Regions from separate parts of the Homo sapiens genome. Here regions 2, 3 and 4 are each linked to region 1. Evidence: chromatin contacts called from ENCODE Hi-C or POLR2A ChIA-PET data. All regions are on one chromosome and are shown on one strand. Each heading gives the region's core, a stretch centred on a gene start or an enhancer-like site at or near the end of the contact. The rest is flanking DNA. Distances are from core to core; before and after follow the strand shown. Region 1 holds the start of YARS1 (tyrosyl-tRNA synthetase 1). Region 2 holds the start of ZC3H12A (zinc finger CCCH-type containing 12A). Region 3 holds the start of MRPS15 (mitochondrial ribosomal protein S15). Region 4 holds the start of STK40 (serine/threonine kinase 40).

What was found. Hi-C counts contacts between places; a loop is a spot of excess contacts on that map. ChIA-PET counts read pairs that join two places held with the same protein, here RNA polymerase II (POLR2A). Pooled maps may share reads with other maps.
Region 2: a loop to region 1 is called in a map with no recorded cell type, with 8 times the contacts of the local background. The contact joins the promoter of ZC3H12A here to the promoter of YARS1 in region 1. A Hi-C loop is called at or near these places in 1 of 37 single-sample maps with no recorded cell type and 7 of 50 pooled maps. POLR2A ChIA-PET finds 5 or more read pairs at or near these places in 1 of 52 experiments (T-cell).
Region 3: a map of naive thymus-derived CD4-positive, alpha-beta T cell shows a loop between it and region 1 (14-fold over the local background). The contact joins the promoter of MRPS15 here to the promoter of YARS1 in region 1. A Hi-C loop is called at or near these places in 1 of 168 maps with a recorded cell type or tissue (naive thymus-derived CD4-positive, alpha-beta T cell), 1 of 37 single-sample maps with no recorded cell type and 12 of 50 pooled maps.
Region 4: a pooled map shows a loop between it and region 1 (13-fold over the local background). The contact joins the promoter of STK40 here to the promoter of YARS1 in region 1. A Hi-C loop is called at or near these places in 1 of 37 single-sample maps with no recorded cell type and 7 of 50 pooled maps. POLR2A ChIA-PET finds 5 or more read pairs at or near these places in 2 of 52 experiments (GM12878 and activated CD4-positive, alpha-beta T cell).

What each region holds. Positions count from the first base shown.
Region 1 is chr1:32,815,733-32,818,738 of GRCh38, reverse strand. YARS1 (tyrosyl-tRNA synthetase 1) reads left to right here and starts at 1,381. Exons shown (of 13, transcript NM_003680.4): 1 at 1,381-1,551. The coding sequence starts at 1,495. It overlaps S100PBP (S100P binding protein), which reads right to left and starts at 1,086. Exons shown (of 7, transcript NM_022753.4): 1 at 1,050-1,086. RefSeq lists enhancers at 130-239, 673-842, 1,210-1,519, 1,268-1,767, 1,768-2,269.
Region 2 is chr1:37,473,180-37,476,185 of GRCh38, reverse strand. It overlaps ZC3H12A (zinc finger CCCH-type containing 12A), which reads right to left and starts at 1,606. Exons shown (of 6, transcript NM_025079.3): 1 at 1,557-1,606; 2 at 247-727. The coding sequence starts at 689. LITATS1 (lncRNA induced by TGF-beta and antagonizes TGF-beta signaling 1) reads left to right here and starts at 1,743. Exons shown (of 3, transcript NR_038842.1): 1 at 1,743-2,042. RefSeq lists an enhancer at 662-761 and silencers at 1,412-1,871, 2,332-2,431.
Region 3 is chr1:36,462,772-36,465,777 of GRCh38, reverse strand. It overlaps MRPS15 (mitochondrial ribosomal protein S15), which reads left to right and starts at 1,394. Exons shown (of 8, transcript NM_031280.4): 1 at 1,394-1,632; 2 at 1,928-1,972. The coding sequence starts at 1,503. RefSeq lists enhancers at 581-1,482, 1,239-1,488, 888-2,087, 1,483-2,386.
Region 4 is chr1:36,384,168-36,387,173 of GRCh38, reverse strand. It overlaps STK40 (serine/threonine kinase 40), which reads left to right and starts at 1,250. Exons shown (of 11, transcript NM_001282547.2): 1 at 1,250-1,451. It overlaps LOC124904012 (a long non-coding RNA gene), which reads right to left and starts at 983. Exons shown (of 2, transcript XR_007065779.1): 1 at 847-983; 2 at 1-755. RefSeq lists enhancers at 403-772, 803-912, 1-936 and silencers at 1,143-1,522, 1,673-1,742, 2,043-2,092.

The DNA.
Region 1 (3,006 bases), core at 132-2,631:
TCCTTCGAAGTAACTAAAAACACTGCAGGACGGAAAAAACAACCCAGGGCTGCAAATCTTTGCTTTAGGTAACATTTCACTAGATGAGGGTGCCAGGATTCTCCTCCCACATGGACACAGAGAACAGATGCGCTAAGCTGCAGCAACAGGTTTCTTTTCAAAAAGAAAATGTGCTTTAAAACACTTCAGGCAGGTCTGGTAGAGCTTGGAGTCCCTAATAAATACACAAAACACCGGAGATCAGGTTAGGGCAGGCCGTGGGCAATTCAACCACTTCTAGGACCTTTCCAGGGCCCACTGAGGTAATAACTGCTTTCCCTCTTGCCCTGGAAGTAACTGGTGACGCCGCCTCCAGCCCTTGAGGAGCCGGAGAAAGGGTGGCCCAGGCCCAACCTTTGGAGGATACTGCCTTGGCTCTCTCTCACAAATGCAACGGCCCGGGACGGTGTCGCCTTCCAGGAAGGGCCTTTGCGTCTCCCTCCCCCGGGGACACCGCGAATTCCCGCCTCCCGGCGGAAAGCGGGAGAAGCGAGAGTTTTCTCCCCGCCCCTCCCCCAGTAGGGGCAAACCCGCCCCTCAGCAGGCCTGTGCTGTGCGCTCCTCTCCCGGGGACCACCGTCCTCAGATCTCCCCAGGGAATGGGTCGTCCTCTTCCTGCCCCCACCCGCGAGACGCGGCAGAAAAGCCCGCGGCTATCTTCCCGCCAGCAACAGCCTCCCGCCGAGCCGGCCGGGACAGAGGCGGCCCCCACCCCCACTGGGCAGGGGACTGCAGACGGCGCTCCCCGACTCTCAAGACGACCAGGGAGCTTCCCTTTTCCTCAGCGGGGTGAGGGGCATCTGTCGCCCGCCGACTTGGAGGTGGAGGGGCAGGGACATTCCCTCGCCATCACCTCAGGAGCTAGAACGCGCCCTTCTCGCAGCAGGGCGTGGGCCTCCCAATCCCTCCAAGGGGCGGACGGCGTGCGCAACCCCCTGGAGAAGCAACAGGCGCCCCCATCCCCCTCCAAGCCGGGTAACGCCGACCCCCTCGTCCCTCCCGCTCTTCACCTCCGGAAGCCGGGCCAAAGCCTGGGCGAACGACTGCGCCTCACTCCGCCCCCTGCGCCATTTTATCGCCCCCTCCCCGACCTCCCCTACCCCGAGTCAGCCGGGCCAACACCAGGGGGAGGGCAAACCAGCAGTGATTGGCAGGAAACCGTCCCGCCTCTAGGAGGGTTGTGCCCCGCTCAGGCGCCTCAGCCCCGCCCTCCGCACCGCCCACCGTGCCCACTGGCTCCACCTTTTCCCGTCTCATCGACCTGCTCGACTCTCTGCTGCTCCTCACTTTTTCCGGCCGCTGCCGGAGGGGTCCAGGCCGAGTAAGCGGAGCGCCGAGCCCAGCTGATGCAACCTGGCTGGACTCGCGTGACAGTTCCCGGCACGCGGCGGCGACGGTGACCCAGGAAGGGGCTCTGGTGCCGGGCTGAGCGGGGGAAGCAGGGGTAGCGGAGCCATGGGGGACGCTCCCAGCCCTGAAGAGAAACTGCACCTTATCACCCGGAACCTGCAGGTCAGGCCTGGGGGTTGGAAATGCGCCGTTGGGGATTAGGAGCCCGAGGTTCAGTGATTTTGAGCCCCATTACGGGGTTCTAAGTATGTGGGGCCGGGGACTCGGCGCTGGCGCAGCTCTGAGAGAGCCTGTAGATCTCACTGCTGGTCGGTCAGTCAATCAAGCAGCCCTTCCCTGGGTTCCCCAGAAATCACAGTGGGCTCACCTCTTGCGTCCAGTTGTCTTGTGTTGGAGCCAAACTTTGAATCCAGGACTCCCATTCCACCCCCCTATTAAGTGCCAGACGTGGTGCTTAGTCGCTGGGGATACGTCAAGGGCCTGCCAGAGCTTGTCTGAAGGGGATCAGACGTTAAAAATGACCCATTACGGTTCAAGTAAGTACTGGAAGATGCTATACTGGGAGCTTTAAAGGGAAAGAGAGAAGGGAAGGCTTCCCTGAGGAAGTGACCTCCAAACTGCGCCTTGAAGGAAATGGATCCCCCCCCCTCACTCCACAAATGTTCCGTTTGTTACCAAGAACTACAGGAGTAGAAGTGAACCAGAGGAAGAATGGAAGAATAAGGAGGGAGAGCATTTCAGATGGAGGAAACAGAAATTGTGGCAAATTTAGCTGGAGTGGAGTGAGCAAAGTTATGAGGAAGCACTTAAATATTTATATTGCTTACCCCTTAACTTTTTCAGGCTTCTGACTGTTGTCACCTTATCAGCGACGCATGATTTCCGACCACTTTATTTAAATAACAAACCCTCTGGCACCAGAACTGCCCCATACCTTGCTCTGCCTTTTTTTTGTTATTGTTTCTACATAGTATACATTTTATTTATTTGTTTAAGAGAGGTAGGCAGGGACCAAGTCACGGGAGCCTTGCAGGCCTTATTCTGTTCAATTTTAAATTGGGCTTCCTTCTAAGAGTAGTGATAAATCAGTTGGGCCACACAGCCTGTTCTGTTTTTTCTTTTTAGAGATGTACTTCACATACTATAAAATTCACCCTTTTAAAGTGCACAATTCAGTGGGTTTTAGTATGTTCACAAGGTTGTGCAACCATCACACTATCTTTTTTTTTTTTTTTTTTTTTGAGGCGGAGTCTCGCTCTGTCGCCCAGGCTGGAGTGCAGTGGCCCAATCTCGGCTCATTGCAACCTCCGCCTCCCAGGTTCACGCCATTCTCCTGCCTCAGCCTCCCGAGTAGCTGGGACTACAGGTGACCGCCCCCACGCCCGGCTAATTTTTTGTATTTTTAGTAGAGACGGGGTTTCACCGTGTTAGCCAGGGTGGTCTCGATCTCCTGACCTCGTGATCCACCCTCCTTGGCCTCCCAGAGTGCTGGGATTACAGGCGTGAGCCACGGCTCCCGGCCACAACCATCACACTATCTAATAAAACTTGCACCCGTTAGCAGACGCTACCTATTACCCACTACTCCTAGCCTTAGAGAAACACTAATCTACTCTC
Region 2 (3,006 bases), core at 357-2,856, 4.7 Mb before region 1:
GGAGGGACCCACAGCATAAGGTAAGCTCTGCGGACAGAGGGACCTGGGCTGGAACCCTGCCTCTGTCACTTACCAGTAGCGCGACCCTAGCCTCATAAAAGGCTTTCCCTCCCTCTAGACCAGTCCCTAAGAAGGAAGTCACTTCTTCCAGCCCACCAGAGCTGCAGAGACAGTCATCCTTCCATGTGTCCTGGCCACAGGAGAGATGCGAACCTCATGTGTCCTGGCCACAGAAGTGACACTTACCTCATGGCCACGTTGCTCCCATCGATGACCACTGGTCTCAGGTCGCTGCCCTCCTTTTCCTCTTCTGGGAGTGGAGGCTCCAGGTTGGGAGCCTTAGGGGTGCCACCACCCCGCGGGACTAGAGGGAGCTGAGGGCAGGGGTCCGGTGAGGTCTGGCGCTCCCGCTCGGTGGCTGTCCCGTGTTTCACCAGCTCACCCAGCACCGTGTTGGTGTCTGCCTGGACGCCCAGCTTCTGCAGGACGCTGTGGATCTCCGTGGATGAATAGCCCAGCTTCCGGAAGAAGTCCACCTTCATCTGCAGTTCCAGGGCCGAGGCCTCCTCAGCGGCCAGCTCTTGACCCGGCCTTGGGGTGCCCTGACGGCTGTGGCTGTCCTCAAATTCCCACAGACTCATGGTGGGGCTGGCTTCCAGGACAGGCTTCTCTCCACAGGGGCCACTCATAGCTCAGACTCCTGGAAGGCCCCGCGCCACAGCTCCTACTGAACAACCAACAGGGTTAGGGACGGTGAATAGCGCTCTCTCCTAACCTCCCTCCCAAAACCACATCCAGCAGGATGAGGGATTGGTGGCACTACACACTGCATCGTGTTATTAGTTCAGGTTGTCCTCTCAAAAGCTCTCCCAGCTAGGCATTCCCATTCCCATTCTATAAAGGGAGAAACTGAGGCACAGACATTAAAAACGTGCTCAAGGTCATCCAGCTGTTAGCTGGTGGCTCGAAGATCGGAACTTAGTCTGAACTAAGACTGGAACTACCCCAGCTGTAAAGCCTCGAACCCCCACGCCAACCCAGGGGACCCAGAAGGCAGGGACGGGGCTCTCAGATGGAATCCTGGGGCTGGAAGTGCGTTGCGGGGCCCAAGGCTTCCCCACTGAGGCCACCACTTTCGCCCACCCGTCCGGCACTCAGAGCTCAGGCCCAGGCAGCGCAAGGCCCATGGCCGGACTCCCGGAGCCGGGGAGGGCAAGTTTCTGGGGTGACCCGTGGGGAGAAAAGTTGCTGGAAAACTTTGGTTGGCTGCCGGGAGCTGGTGACGCCGAGGCTGTCCCGGCCCGAGACCCGCGCTTGCTCGGCCCGCGATCCCGATCAGGAACCTGGTGCTCTTCCCCGGCTCTCCCAACTTGGGCAAAGTTGGAGGGGTCCTGAGGCCCGGCGGGCCGGGGAACAGGACCCCGACCCTTCCGTCCCCTCCCCTCTCCACCCCTCCCGTCCCCTCCCGTCCCCTCCCCTCGGCTCGGCTCGGACCCCGCCGGAGCGCTCCCTGCCGCTTCCCCGCCGAGGCCCGCACCCTCCCCGCCGCGCCTCACCCCGCCATGCGCCAGCGGCGGCCGGCGGCGTCTCCATGGGGCCGAGTCCTGGGGGTAAGGACGGCGGCGCCTTTATATGGGGCGGCGCGCGGGCAGGTGGTGGTGAGGCACTGACGCGGAAGCGGGCAAGGGGCGGGGCCGTCCCGGGAGACCGCCCCGGGGGCGGGGCTGCCTCGCCCCTTCCTGCTCCGCTCCTCGCGTCGCGGCCCCGCCCCCGCGGCCGCTGCGCGCCGGACGGGGCCCAAGCGGGGGTCGGAGCCTCAAGGCTGCGGCGGCGACGAGCTCCGAGCGGGACACTGAACGGCCCGTATGCGCAAGATAAGCACGGACTGAATCAGGTACACGCACCTGCCGGGGACGCACTGACCGAGGTGCGGACGGCGGTACCAGGACAGGTAAAGCCGCGAACACTCGGACCTAAGAACTTGACAGGTACACCCTGCCTGATGAAGCTACGTACGGCCAGGTGCGCATCGAGTGAATCAGGTACGCGGAGGTTGGTCCACGCACCTTGGAGGCAGGTCCATGGTTATAGACAGGTACATCCAGACAGGCACTTTTCAGATGGAGTCAGGCCCCCTCAAGACACACTGTGCTTAAAGCCGTCACACAGAGGTTGGCCACCCCCGGGGCCAGGTACACTTTTCCTGAAATCTGTACTTTACTAGGACCAAAAGGCAGGTTCAGTCAGCAGATGCACAATGACCGAGGCAGAAAACCAGGCAAAAGAGGGCCATTTACCCCAATCACCACATGAATACTGTCCACACAAGAATACTGTCACCCATACCGCAGAACTCACTGAGCGCCCCCACTGGAGGAGCACCCTTGCTCCATGAAGATGCTTTTAGTTTCCCAGGTCAGACCTGATCCCTCGCATGAGCACAGCACTTTACAGGCTTACACTCACGGGCTTACAGACAGAGGTCATTATGCTGATGTTACCCTTGAGAAATTCTGCAAAGGCTAAACTGCCCCAGCTGGAAAGACTCGAACCAGGATGGAGAGCTCCTATTCTAGTGCTCCTATTATTTGCCATTTTTGTGAACCACGAGTGACTGAGGGCAGAGGGGAGCCTGGCTTCCTATGTGTGTGTGTGTGTGTGCGTGCGTGTGTGTGAGTGAGAGAGAGAGAGAGAAAACACAGAGCCCACACGCTGGAGGACAGAGCCACATGCCACCAGTGCTTACTATGTGCCAGTCCTTTGTTACATTCTCTCTACCTCATCATAGGCATGTATCCTATAAGTGCTAGTGTTATAATAAATACTTGTTTATTGTAAAAGACACCATAGACACAACTGTACATGTACAGCTTAAAGAATAATAGTAATAATAAAAAAGCCATGTATCCATCACCTAACTTAAAAAATAGACCAGTGCCAGTACCTTGAGGCCCTCTGGGTGCCCCCATCACAGCCTCCTGCCCACATCCTGAAGAACTAGTTTCC
Region 3 (3,006 bases), core at 145-2,644, 3.6 Mb before region 1:
CTTAGGGCACAGTGGCATGGGTTACACGGGGGGAGTGACAGTGCGGTGGGACACGGTGAAGAGACTTTGGAAAAACTAACCCCTGTTGGGGAAATAAAATTAAAGACAAAATCCCCTGCCAACGCAGAAAACCTCTTCACAAGGGTAGAAAAGAAAGAAAACAGTGTTATTATTGAATAAGCATTAAACCGGAATGTGATACACTGGTGATCCACTAAAGAGACTGCAAAGAGACAAAAATCTTACTCTTTTATGTAGCAAAGTGAATACAACTTACTGTATCCATTTTCTCAAGATAAACAATAACTGGTCCTCAAGCAAGAGGACTTGGCTGCACCTCACTCTAAATTTACCTGGTAAGTGGGAAGCCACCTGTGTCTGCTAATTGCCTTTATCCAAAGGAAAAATCGATTTCCCCTATCTTTATAACAAAGGGTAGGTTGCAACTAAGAGCTAGGCACCAACTGAAGTTAGGCTCCTACCCTCCCACAGGAACTGAGAGAGAGCACTATCTTCCTTAATTATTACATTTCAAAGGGTTGGCCCCCAGGTCCTTGAGAAAAACATTCCGGGGTTGTAAAACTGGCAAGAGGTTTATTTACCTTTTAAGAAGATTTACATTCATCGCAAAGCAGTAGAGAAAGTATTCACAATTACAAGTTTTCTAAAGTAAATGCTCTCAGAAAAGTGAGGGGAAGGAGTCTTTTCCCTTTTTGCGCCAGGGAAAATTAAATTTTCTTTTTCTTCTAATTTGTATCCACCCTTACACCACTCATTTCACAAATAACGTCACCGTAAAGATTTACTAAATGCTCACTATATACCAGGTGGTCTGCATACAACTCAGTTAATCCTCTCAACAACCTAAAAGAGAGATATTGTTATTACTATCCCTACAGGGCCCACATAGGTTAAGTGACTTGCCCACAAGATCACATGTTGAGTAAATGGCTGAGTTAGGATTCCAGACCAGGACTGTGCGATTCCAAACTCAGCGACTTTAGTCTCCAGGCTACGAGGCTGCCAGAGACATGGCTGAAACCCAGTAGTAGTTCTTACACGGTCCCATCCTTGTCTAAGGGAGGGGTGAGGTGGGGTGGAGAGGGGATTGGGTTGGGGGTAGAAGGCTACCGCAGGCGCCATGGACCTCCCAAAATAACCCTGGCCCGAGGGCCAGGAATGAGATTAAGGACGGAACGCATGCCCTCCAAAAAGTGGCATTTTAGAATTTATACAGCACCCCAGCACGCTGCTAAACGTGGGCACACAACCACCACGGCCCGATCACGCGCAGCGGGAACCCGGTCTCTGAGCTCCGCCCCGTGCGTTGCGTCATCAGAGTCACGCCACCTAATCCATTCTCTCGGTCTTCGTCTGCTCCGGTATTGCAACTGCCTCGATTGGTCGATCCTGGGCCAGCATGGCGGCGCCCATGTAACCCGGTCCGTGCCGCAAAGCGAACGGCGGCCGCGGCGCGGGCCCCGCGGGGGTTAGAGGTCACCATGCTGAGGGTCGCGTGGAGGACGCTGAGTTTGATTCGGACCCGGGCAGTTACCCAGGTCCTAGTACCCGGGCTGCCGGGCGGTGGGAGCGCCAAGTTTCCTTTCAACCAGTGGGGCCTGCAGCCTCGAAGTGAGGAGCTGAGAAATGGGACGGCGGGCGTAGGGAAACAGGGTTCGGCGAAGATAGGGAATAAGGAAGCACAGGAGTAGGGGAGATATACAGCGGTCAGGATAAGGGGGAAAGGGCGGTGGTTGCGCAAGAGGTGAAACAAGATGTGAGAGACAAGGGGTAGGGAAGAAATGGGGCAGCGGTTAGGTTCAGAAGCGCATAGACCGTGGCGGACGGGCAATGCGAGGGGCACAGAAAGGAACTGAGGGGTGGGCTATTTAAGGAGATGGTCCTCAGCCCTCTCTTTTCTGCGTAGGTCTCCTCCTCCAGGCCGCGCGCGGATATGTCGTCCGGAAACCAGGTAGGAGTTCCTAAGGTGGGACTTGGGGCGGAAGAGAGACCTCCTGGAAGGCTGGGGTGGGTAAGGGGACCGATGTGGCGAATTAGAGCCACTAGATGAGGTGAGCCAGAGGTCCTGAGCAAAAGACCCCACGTCCACCTTACACAAAGCCCTAGGCCTGCAGCCTGTATGGGGACAGAGGGGTGTGAAGGGCGGGAGCAGGAGCTTTCCAGGTGAATGAGTGAAAATGAGCTTCCCAGAGGGAGTGCATGGCTGGCACCACCCAGGCCTACCTAGAGTATGGCACTTTGTGTCTGCGCTTCTGAGATGCAGGATGTAATTTCCCATTGCAACTCAGTATGCATAGTAGTTAAGATCCTTCTTATTAGGTAAATGATATGGGGCAAGGTACTTCCTCTCTCTGATTCTTATTTCTAAAATGAGTGTGAAAGTATCCATTTGCAAGGATTGTTAGGATTCAGCGATAATACACGAAAAGCACCCTTAACGCTGTGCTCAATTAAATATATTGATAGTATATATTAGAATTTATTATCTGGGGCCGGACGCGGTGGCTTACGCCTGTAATCCCAACACTTTGGGAGGCCAAGGTGGGCAGATCACTTGAGTTCAGGAGTTCGAGACCAGCCTGGCCAACATGGTGAAACCTCGTCTCTACTAAAAATACAGAAAAAAATTAGCCAGGTGTGGTAGCGCGCGCCTGTAATCCCAGCTACTCAGGAGGCTGAGGCAGGAGAATCGCTTGAACCTGGGAGGTGGAGGTTGCAGTGAGCCGATCGTGCCACTGCACTCCAGCCTGGGTGACAGAGCGAGACTCCATCTCAAAAAAACAAAAAAGAAAGAAATTATTGGCTGGACATGGCCCCAACATTTTGGGAGGCCAAGGCTGGAGGATCACTTGAGGCCAGGAGTTCAAGACCAGCCTGGGCAACATAGCAAGACCCAGTCTCTACAAAAAATAAAATAAGTAGAATTTATTGCTATTAATATATTTTTAATATAATTCTTTTCTGCCTCCCTATCAGAATCAACTT
Region 4 (3,006 bases), core at 1-2,500, 3.6 Mb before region 1:
ACATTAATTTCCTTCTCTGAGCACTGGCTTCCTCAGCTGTAAACAGCCTCCTACCTAATACTGTCTCAAGTGCTCCATGCAGAGTGTGGCACAACGGTGGGAGCTGTCCTGATTACTCTTGTTAGTCAGCCCTATCAGCAGCTCAGTGGGCACCAGGCATTCAGAGACAAAGGACACAGGTAGAGGCAGCCAGACTTCACTCATATCAGCTCTTGTGTCCTGGCACTGCCTATGTGGAGATGACAAATGCACATACACACAAGTGGCCACACACCCTAGGAAAACCCAGCAGTGCACACAAGCTTAGACACGTGTGCCCACACATGGATATAGAGTGACCCAGGGGACAGCTGGAAAGACAGCCAAGAGTTAGACATCATAAGCAGCAAACACCCTGACTCACACCTCTGGGACAAGGGAGTGGGGCTACGGCCGCTGGTGCTGCTGCCACTGAGCCCTTCTAGCTGCTTCTGCATGCCAAGGGAGGGAAGCCAGGCTCTTAGAGGGCCCCAGTGAGTCACTTGCCTGATGCAATCCCTTTAAAGGGCTCATCTGCTGGTGCAAGAAGCTGATTCATGGAGGGCGTGGTTGCTGGAGGAGGAGGAGAAAGGGACCGAAACTGCAGCAGGAGGAACTGAGGTTAGATAGCTGTAGTCGCTAATAGGAACGCTTCACTGTAAACCTCCCTGGTCAAGGCTTCAGGGATCTCCAGGTTGAAGGTTGCCATCCTCGGGGTTTCTACAAAGGCGACAGACCTAGAGGGAAATGAATTATGAGCGCTGCGACAGGAATTTCTGTCTTTTATTGAGCCTAACTGCAGGGCTTTCCTCACAGAGTTCCACAAACCGGGAAATGAGGATCAAGGATGAGTCACTTTTCTGATAAATACACTACAATTGGCCGATCTTCCAACCGCTGGGGACTTCAACCTCGGCAGGGGGAGTGTAGGGCCCGCGAGGTTCTGTGGGGTCGGGCGGGGCGGTGCCTCCGTCCCAGCCTCGCCGCAGATATAGATCAGCAGTAAGTACCGCCCCATTAGAGCCTCGGCCTCCAATCGTGTAACAGGTTTCGCCCAGACCCCACCCTGAACCAATCCTCAATCGGACTCTGGCCTCTTGCCTGAAGTCTTCCGCCCATCGTCAAGATGGCGCCCCAATCCGAAAGCCGTGGGGCTGGAGACGCAGGCGGAGGGCGGGGCCCGGGGGGGCGGGGCCGCGGCTAAGGCTGGGGAGGAGGGGGGCGGTGCGTCACTTCCGTTGTCAGGTGGCGGCGCCGCAGCCATGGAGGGAGGCGGCGGCGGCGGCGGCGGCGGCTCGGGTGGCTGCGCTGGGAGGCGGCGGTGAGAGGCTCGCACGCCTCCAGCCCGGCCCCGGCCCCCCGGGAGGGAGAGCCGAGCAGCCCCGGCTCTGGGCTACGGACTATGGGCGAATAGCTCTGACCACCCGGCGAAGGTGAGGGCAGGGGTCCAGGAGCGGGGAGCCGGGTGGGGGTTGCGGGTAGGCGGGGCGGGCCCCGGCGGCCGCGGCGGTGGAATCGGAGTGACAGCCTGAAGCCATCTGAGTGCAGCAGAAATGGCCCCGGCGAATGCCCCCTCCTCCGCTGGGGCTCTGCCCTTCCCCGGCGGCAGGGGCGAGGGCTGCCTCGCGCCGGGTACCGGGAGGCCGCGGGAGCTTCAGTCCCCGCCGCAGCTCTGGGAAGTGGGCACTGCCAGCTTTGCCTAGAGTCACCCAGCCAGTGAGTGAAGCAACCGGCGTGTGAATCCAGCCAGATCTTTCCAAAAAGACACCTTCTGCCTCTCCGTGTTTCCCTCCTAATCCCGAGGGTGACTTGATAGTTAGAACGAGTCCCCAGGGAGGGCCAGCCAGGGCTTCCTCCAAGAGCCCTCACTCTGGCACGGGCGCTACCGCTGCTGGGGAATTTTCATATCCCGGGCGGCGTTCAGGTACGAGTCACAGCTACCTGCTTGCCAAGGCCACGTTTGGCCGGCCTTTTCCAAGGAGAGCTTGCTGTGGTCAGTGTTTCACCTGCCGAGCCGGTCAGGCCCGCCCATTCCCACGCCACTTGGCCCCGCCTTCCAGCCAGTTAGGTAGGGACATTCGGATTCCTGATGCCGAGTTTTCTGCCCACCCCAATCCCCAGGTTTGAAGCCCTTTTGTTAGCGGAAGGAAGAGATGACAGCCGCCCTCTGTGTGGCAGGATAGACTTTGCTCTGTTTTAAGTCACTGGAGGAAACCGGTTGGCTTTGCTTTGGTTTTGAGAACCAGTGGGGAAGAGGGTAGGCATACTGGGCTGGGCGCCTTTCCCTCTTTGAGTAGTTTTGCGTGAGATAAGGAAGAGCAGAATGTGTAATTGTAGGGCCAAAATAATCTTGTTTGTAAACAGTGCCTGTGAGCTCCTTTAGTGCTTCCTAATGGCCGTGCTGTGCAAGTTGTTGGTTGGGTTAATCTAGACAGTCCTCATTCATTCATTCATTCATTTCTCACATGACCACAACAAGAGTCCTTGCCTAGAGGCAAGTGCTAGACAGCATAGTGGTTAAGAGTAGGCTTTGGAGCCAGACTTCCTGAGTTCAAATTCTGGCTCAGCAACTTTCCAGCTGTGTGTACCTGGGCACATTGCTTAGTCTCCCTGTGCCTCAGTGTCTTCGTCTATAAAACAAGGATGATAACAGAGAGAGATATTATGAAGAGTAAAAAGTTAACATGTAAAACATACAACCATGTTTGCCACGTAATAAGAATTCAATAAATGTTATCTATTTTTATTTCAAGGAGCATACAGTCTAATTAAGGGAAATTGACCTGTAAACAAATGGTTGAAATGTGGTCTAAAGAAGCTAGTAGTGGCTGGGCGCCGTGGCTCATGCCTGTAATCCCAACACTTTGGGAAGCCGAGGCGGGCGGATCACCTGAGGTCAGGAGTTCGAGACCAGCCTGGCTAACATGGTGAAACCCCATCTCTACTGAAAATAGAAAAATTAGCTGGGCATGGTGGCACAGGCCTGTA